Linked DNA regions of Mus musculus: region 2 is linked to region 1. The links are chromatin loops, found by intact Hi-C in ENCODE. Cell type or tissue: left cerebral cortex. All regions are shown on one strand. Links, peaks and the distances in the headings refer to the core of each region. The heading gives the core; the rest is flanking DNA.

What was found. A loop is a pair of places that touch in the nucleus more often than their neighbours do. Peaks named below come from ENCODE experiments on the same cell type or tissue, not always from the same donor. Only the 100,000 strongest peaks of a DNase experiment are listed, where the experiment ranks them.
Region 2: a loop joins it to region 1, with 2.1 times the contacts of the local background. A loop is called at or near these places in 13 of 42 quality-filtered maps.

Annotation. Positions count from the first base shown.
Region 1 is chr14:8,328,233-8,331,043 of GRCm38, forward strand. No RefSeq gene overlaps it. Among named protein-coding and RNA genes, the nearest start is that of Fam107a, 20 kb to the left of the region's middle. In left cerebral cortex, for the core only: no CTCF peak of the experiment used is centred there; a DNase peak (open chromatin) is centred at 1,574.
Region 2 is chr14:8,260,869-8,263,679 of GRCm38, forward strand. No RefSeq gene overlaps it. Among named protein-coding and RNA genes, the nearest start is that of Acox2, 3.3 kb to the left of the region's middle. In left cerebral cortex, for the core only: a CTCF peak has its summit at 1,565 (motif pointing right); a DNase peak (open chromatin) is centred at 1,580.

The DNA of each region.
Region 1 (2,811 bases), core at 140-2,639:
CCAAATTGTTGAATTTAATGAATGACCCTGTTTCAAAAGATGACAGTGATTGGTGAAGACGCTTGATGTTGACCTCTGGTCTTTGTACATGTGTGTACACATGTACCCAAACATAAACACTAACATACACAAACATGTATACATACATACCCATACACCAAAAAAAAGATAGTCAATAAAGTAAATATTCTGAGATAGGGGCCTCTATACAATGTACAGTTGGGGCTAAAATTGTGTATATGACATTTGTAGTGTTATACTATATATTTTGGTATTGCTTATATATTTACACTTACACACATATATATGCAATTATATGTATCAGTTATACATGTTTATATGTACATATGTGTCTGCATATCGACATTATATAAATATCTATGTAGAAATCATTTGGAAGGATATAATTTAAAATTTCTTCAGGAATTATACTTAAGTGGTAGGGGGATTTTATTCTTTTATTAATTCATTTGTAGTTCTTTGCATTCTTTGAGTTTTTTAAAGATTGAACTTTTGTTGCTTTTATTGGAAAAGTAATTTACTACTATTAAGTAAGGCATACAAGGAGGCTGGTAATCTTTCTTCACTGTGTTAGCCAGTCCAAATGCAACCCTTCTTGCACACCAAGGCTATCCTGAGCCTCAGGCCCAGCCTTAACTATGATAATTATGGGGGGAAGGATGGTAATGGTGCCAACTTACTGAGCATCTGCCATGTGTAGGCATTGGCATTCTTTTGCTGAATCCTCCCTGTAGCTTGGAGGAGATGGGAGATAGGAGAAGGGGTCTGGGATGGGAATGGCTTGGGGCAGAAGATTTATTGCAGGACAGTTCTTATAGGGGGCCAGTAAAGAATCAGGGAACCAATTATGTATGGCAGGGGAGGCGGTTGAGAAACTGATGTGGGGTCCTGTGAGTACAGCCTCAGTCATGGAGAATCTAGAGAGGTATGGTGCCACAGCACTGATGCCCTTGAAGCAGCGGGAATGCACTTCGATACTCCCCACCATTAGTCATTGGCTATTGCACTCTGGAAAGAGGGTTCCCTGATGTGTGCCCAGCCCAAACACCATTGGATGCAGTGCTCCCTACCAGCCATGATCTAATTTCTCTGTGAAGCGAGCCAGCAGTGGGATGGATGGGTGTTCTGGCTTTGCGGAGAGGGTCTGAGTGGAACATACATCTACAATTAACACTCACATTTTACAAGTGGGACTGTAGAATGTGGTCCACGTTGCCTAAAGAGGTTGAAGTAATTTGCCTAAAGCCAGCCAGCTAATAAGGACTGGGTTTAGAGTTCAGGCTTGAAGCCATGCCATTGTACCAAGGCTAGATTGCTTATTGAAAAGGAAAAGAAATGGCGGGTGTGGGTAGAGGTCCTCCCAGTGTTACAAGCTACCAGATGCCCTTGCACTAGCCCTCTTCACAGCCGCACCTCAGATGAGTGGTTGCCAAGAGGGCTTTGAGGAAGGGAAGCCTTTGTGCTTCTGTAAGGGCTTGTGCTGCCAGTTGCTAGGAGACATTTCTTCAGAAAGTTTCCTTCGGAAAATGAGCTCAGGCTCAGCCCACAGCCCAGCATTGTTATACCCAGAGAAGAACATCCCCATGTTGGCAGCAGATCTGATTCCGTCTCTAACTGCCTCTTACTGGCTCTAGCTCAGAGCTTATCTTGGACTATGCTAGGCACACTCAGACTCCCCAAGAGAAAGGGCCCTCTGAGGTGATCTGCCTGCACCCCCACTTCATAGACGAGGCAAGCAAGGCAGGAGCTGAAGAACCCATACTGCGAGTCAGTGCAGAGAGGATGGTCCTCGCTCATCACTGCACATGCTGGCTTCCCATGGGCCCTGCTGTACAGTCAGTAGGAACTCAGTAGGTGAGGCAGTTAGAGGAACAACAGCTGACATTTACTGGGAATTATGATGTGTCAAACACCAGGCTATGTCTTGTGAGCACAGCCTTTAATCTTCAGACTCTGTGTGCTGACTCTGGCCCAGGGTCATTTTGACATTAGTGTTGTTTTTGTTTTTGTTTTTGTAGTGAAAGGTCCCATGATCTTACTTCTCTGTTTGTCTACAAGAAGCTGATCTTATCCTGGACATTGTTTAGATTCTGAATTCTGTTCTTTTCCTGAGAAAAGGGTTACACATGGTCTCAGCAGGTAGTAAAAGCTCTAAGCAATTCTCTGTGGGTCCCTGGTCTGCTTCCCCACGTGTCTAATACAGGGGCTGGTTTTGCTTGTTATTAGGGAAGGATTTGTGTGTAAAGCTCTGGCTAGTTCCCAAGTCCTTCAGATGTGACTGGCTCCTGGCAAACTTTCTCCTCTGAAAATCCTGAGGGATTTGATCTTAGCAGGACAGGAGGGGGGTCTCTAACTGCCTCATCCCCGTGTCCCTAAGGAGAGCGTTTCTGGTGACTCAGGTGGGTGGATGGGAGGAAACATCCTGCGTCTGCCTCCCCTGCCTGCCCTCGAGTAACACGGGCCACCTTCACTCTCCTAAGAGCTCACCTTCACTAAGGCCACCTTCACTCTCCTAAGAGCTCACCTTTGGTGAATCTCAGCTGGTCTCACCTACGCCCTAGGCAAGACTTTATGGGTCTGTGGGCACCCTATAGGTTCTTGGGGCTACTTTCTTTCCTGTATTTTTAACTAATGTCCATGTATGGGGGTGGGGAGAGCATGTATGTAGAGGCCAGAGGACAACTTCAGGTGCCATTCCACAGGCACCATCTACTTTTTATTTTTATTATTTTATTATTTTATATTTTTGGTCTCTCATTGGTCTGGAACTCAGTGAGGAGGCTAGGCTGT
Region 2 (2,811 bases), core at 298-2,797, 67 kb before region 1:
TTGACTTGTGGAGAGCCTTGGCAATACCCTGGATTGTTTGGGTGTTGTTCCCTTGAGACCCTTTTGGCCAACAGCTCTATTGGGTGTAACTCATTCCTGGTACTGGAAGATTCATTTGGTGATGGGAGATGTCCAGTTTGGACTTTGTCTTCCCCAGTATTTGGCAATTTCATTTAGATCACCTTTATATATGTATATATTATAGGAAGCTTATACTATATTAGGTTTCCATACAACCCCTCAAATGGCACTTTCAACTGACCACCCTGAATTTCTTCCCTTGCCCCCTCTTCCTTCCTTCTCCCTATTTGATCCTCCCATTTTAGTCCCTCCCACCCCATCCACCCATAACTATCTGTTTTATTTCCCCTTCCTAGAGATTCATCCCTCCCCACTACTTCTTTACTTTCTACCTCATCTTTGTGGTTTAAAGATTGTAGCTTGCTCATCAATGACTTACAGCTAACAACATATAAGTGAATATATACCACATTTGTCTTTCTGGGTTACCTCACTCAGGATGTGTTTTTTTTAAATTTCCATCTATTTACCTGCAAATTTCAAGATTTTATTATTATTTTTTAAACAATCGAGTAACACTCCACTATGTAAGTCTACCACATTTTTAATTGGATATCTAGGTTGTTTCCAATTTCTGTCTATTATGAAAAGAGCAGCAATGAACATGGCTGAACAATGGCTTCTGTGGTAGGATGAGGTATCCTTTGGGTATATCCTCAAGAGCTATGTCTTAATTAAGGTTTTGTTACTGTGAATTGACAGTATGGCCAAGGCGATTGTTATAAAGGAAAACATTAATTGGGGCTGGCTTATATAAGTTTCAAGATTCAGTCCATTATGTCATGGCAGAAAGCATGGTGGCACACAGGCAGACAGCGTGCTGGGGAGGCAGATGTAGATCCAGATTGGCAGGAAGTAGGAAAAGACAGTGAGCCACTAGAATTGACTCGAGTTTCTGAAACCTCAACACCCAATCTCCAGTGACACATTTTTTTCCCCAATAAGGCCACACCTCCAATAATGCCACTCCCTGTGAGTCTATGGGTGCCTTCCAACCACCTCACGTGGTAGCGCTAGATCTTGCGGTAGATTGATTCCCATCCTTCTGAGGAACAACTACACTGATGTTCCATAGTGGCTGTACAAGTTTTCACTGCCACCAACAATAAATGAGTGTTCCCTCTACTCCACATCCTCACCATAGCTGAGGAATCGCAAAGCAGTTTTGATTTGCATTTCTGTAGTGACTAAGGACGTTAAACATTTCCATAAGTACTTCTCAGCCATTTGAGTTTCCTCTTTTGGGAATTCTCTATTCAGATTTGTATCCTATTTTTTAGTTTGCTTGTCTTCTTGATGTTAATTTTTTGAGTTTTATAATATATATCTTGGTTATTAACCCCCTGTTGTATGTATAGTTGGTGAAAATCATTTTCCATTTTGTAGCTTTGTCTGAATGATGGCATCCTTTGCCATATAGAAGCTTTTCAGTCTCATGAGGTCCTGTTTGTTGATTGTAGTTTGTAGTGCAGCCCAGGAGATGGTGCCAGCTCCTCTTAGGGTAGGTTTCTACCTTAATTCATATCAAACTAACCCTCATTATGGATTCAGAGGCCAACATAATCAAGATAATCTCCCTCGCAGGTGTTCCTGGAGGCCTGCTTCCTAGGTGACTCTAGGTCATGCTGAGTTTTAACAATTACTGTTGCCTCCACAGTGTAATACTATAAAATATTTGTCAACATTCATCAGTGAGTTCAGACCCTAAGGCACTTGTTGTGTGGCCTTACTTTGTAGTTTGCAAGTGTGTGCCACCACATCTGCTGGCTTTGATTCCTGACTGAGTATCCCCACTTGTTACTAGTTTGTTGAGATTTTCTGTTTATTCACGACTCAGCCTTGGTATGTTGCTTCTATAAACATTTTCATTACTTTTAGGTTATCCAACTTGTTGGTCTCCATTTGTTTGTCATAGTCTCCTGTGACCCTTCCTACGCCTGCCGACTCATTTGTCATGTCTCCTTTTTCATTTGTGAGTTTGCATACTTGGAGTTTCTCCTATCTTTCCTTCCTTCCTTCCCTCCTTCCTTCCTTCCTCCCTTGCCTGCCTTCTTCCATCTTTCCTTCCCTCCCTCCCGCCTTCTCTCTCTCTTTCTCTCTCTCTCTCTCTCTCTTTCTTTCTTCCTTCCTTCCTTCCTTCCTTCCTTCCTTCCCTTTCCTTCCTTCTGTCCTTCCTTGCCTGCCTTCTTCCTTCCTTTCCCTTCCTTCCTCCCTCCCTCCTCCCTCCCTCCCTCCCTTGTTCGCGCACTCTTCCTTCCTTCCTTCCTTCCTTCCTTCCTTCCTTCCTTTCTTTCTTTCTTTCTTTCTTTCTTTCTTTCTTTCTTTCTTTCTTTCTTTCTCTTTTCTTTCCTTCTTTTCTTCCTTCCCTCTCTTTCTTTTCTTTCTGGTCTGAAGTTTTATTTAAAGAAAACTGAATTTAATAAATATGCATTCTTAGTGAAATTTCAGAACCATTATTGTATTCTCTTTAAATTCTGTTTAGCTGCTGTTCCACTTGGAGTCCTGGATGGTACTGATTAAAGTTTCTCTTTTCATAATCTGGCCAACATTGTCAATTCTGTCATTTCCAAAAAATAACTTTTAGTTATGCTTATCTTTTTTATTTTTCTATATTTTATTTTTGTTCTCAAGTTGTTTATTTCACCCTTTTATAAAATTTGTTCTGAATTTGTGGCTCTTTTCTTATTTTCTGAGGAGTAAAGTTACTTATTTGAGACTTTTCTTCTTTTG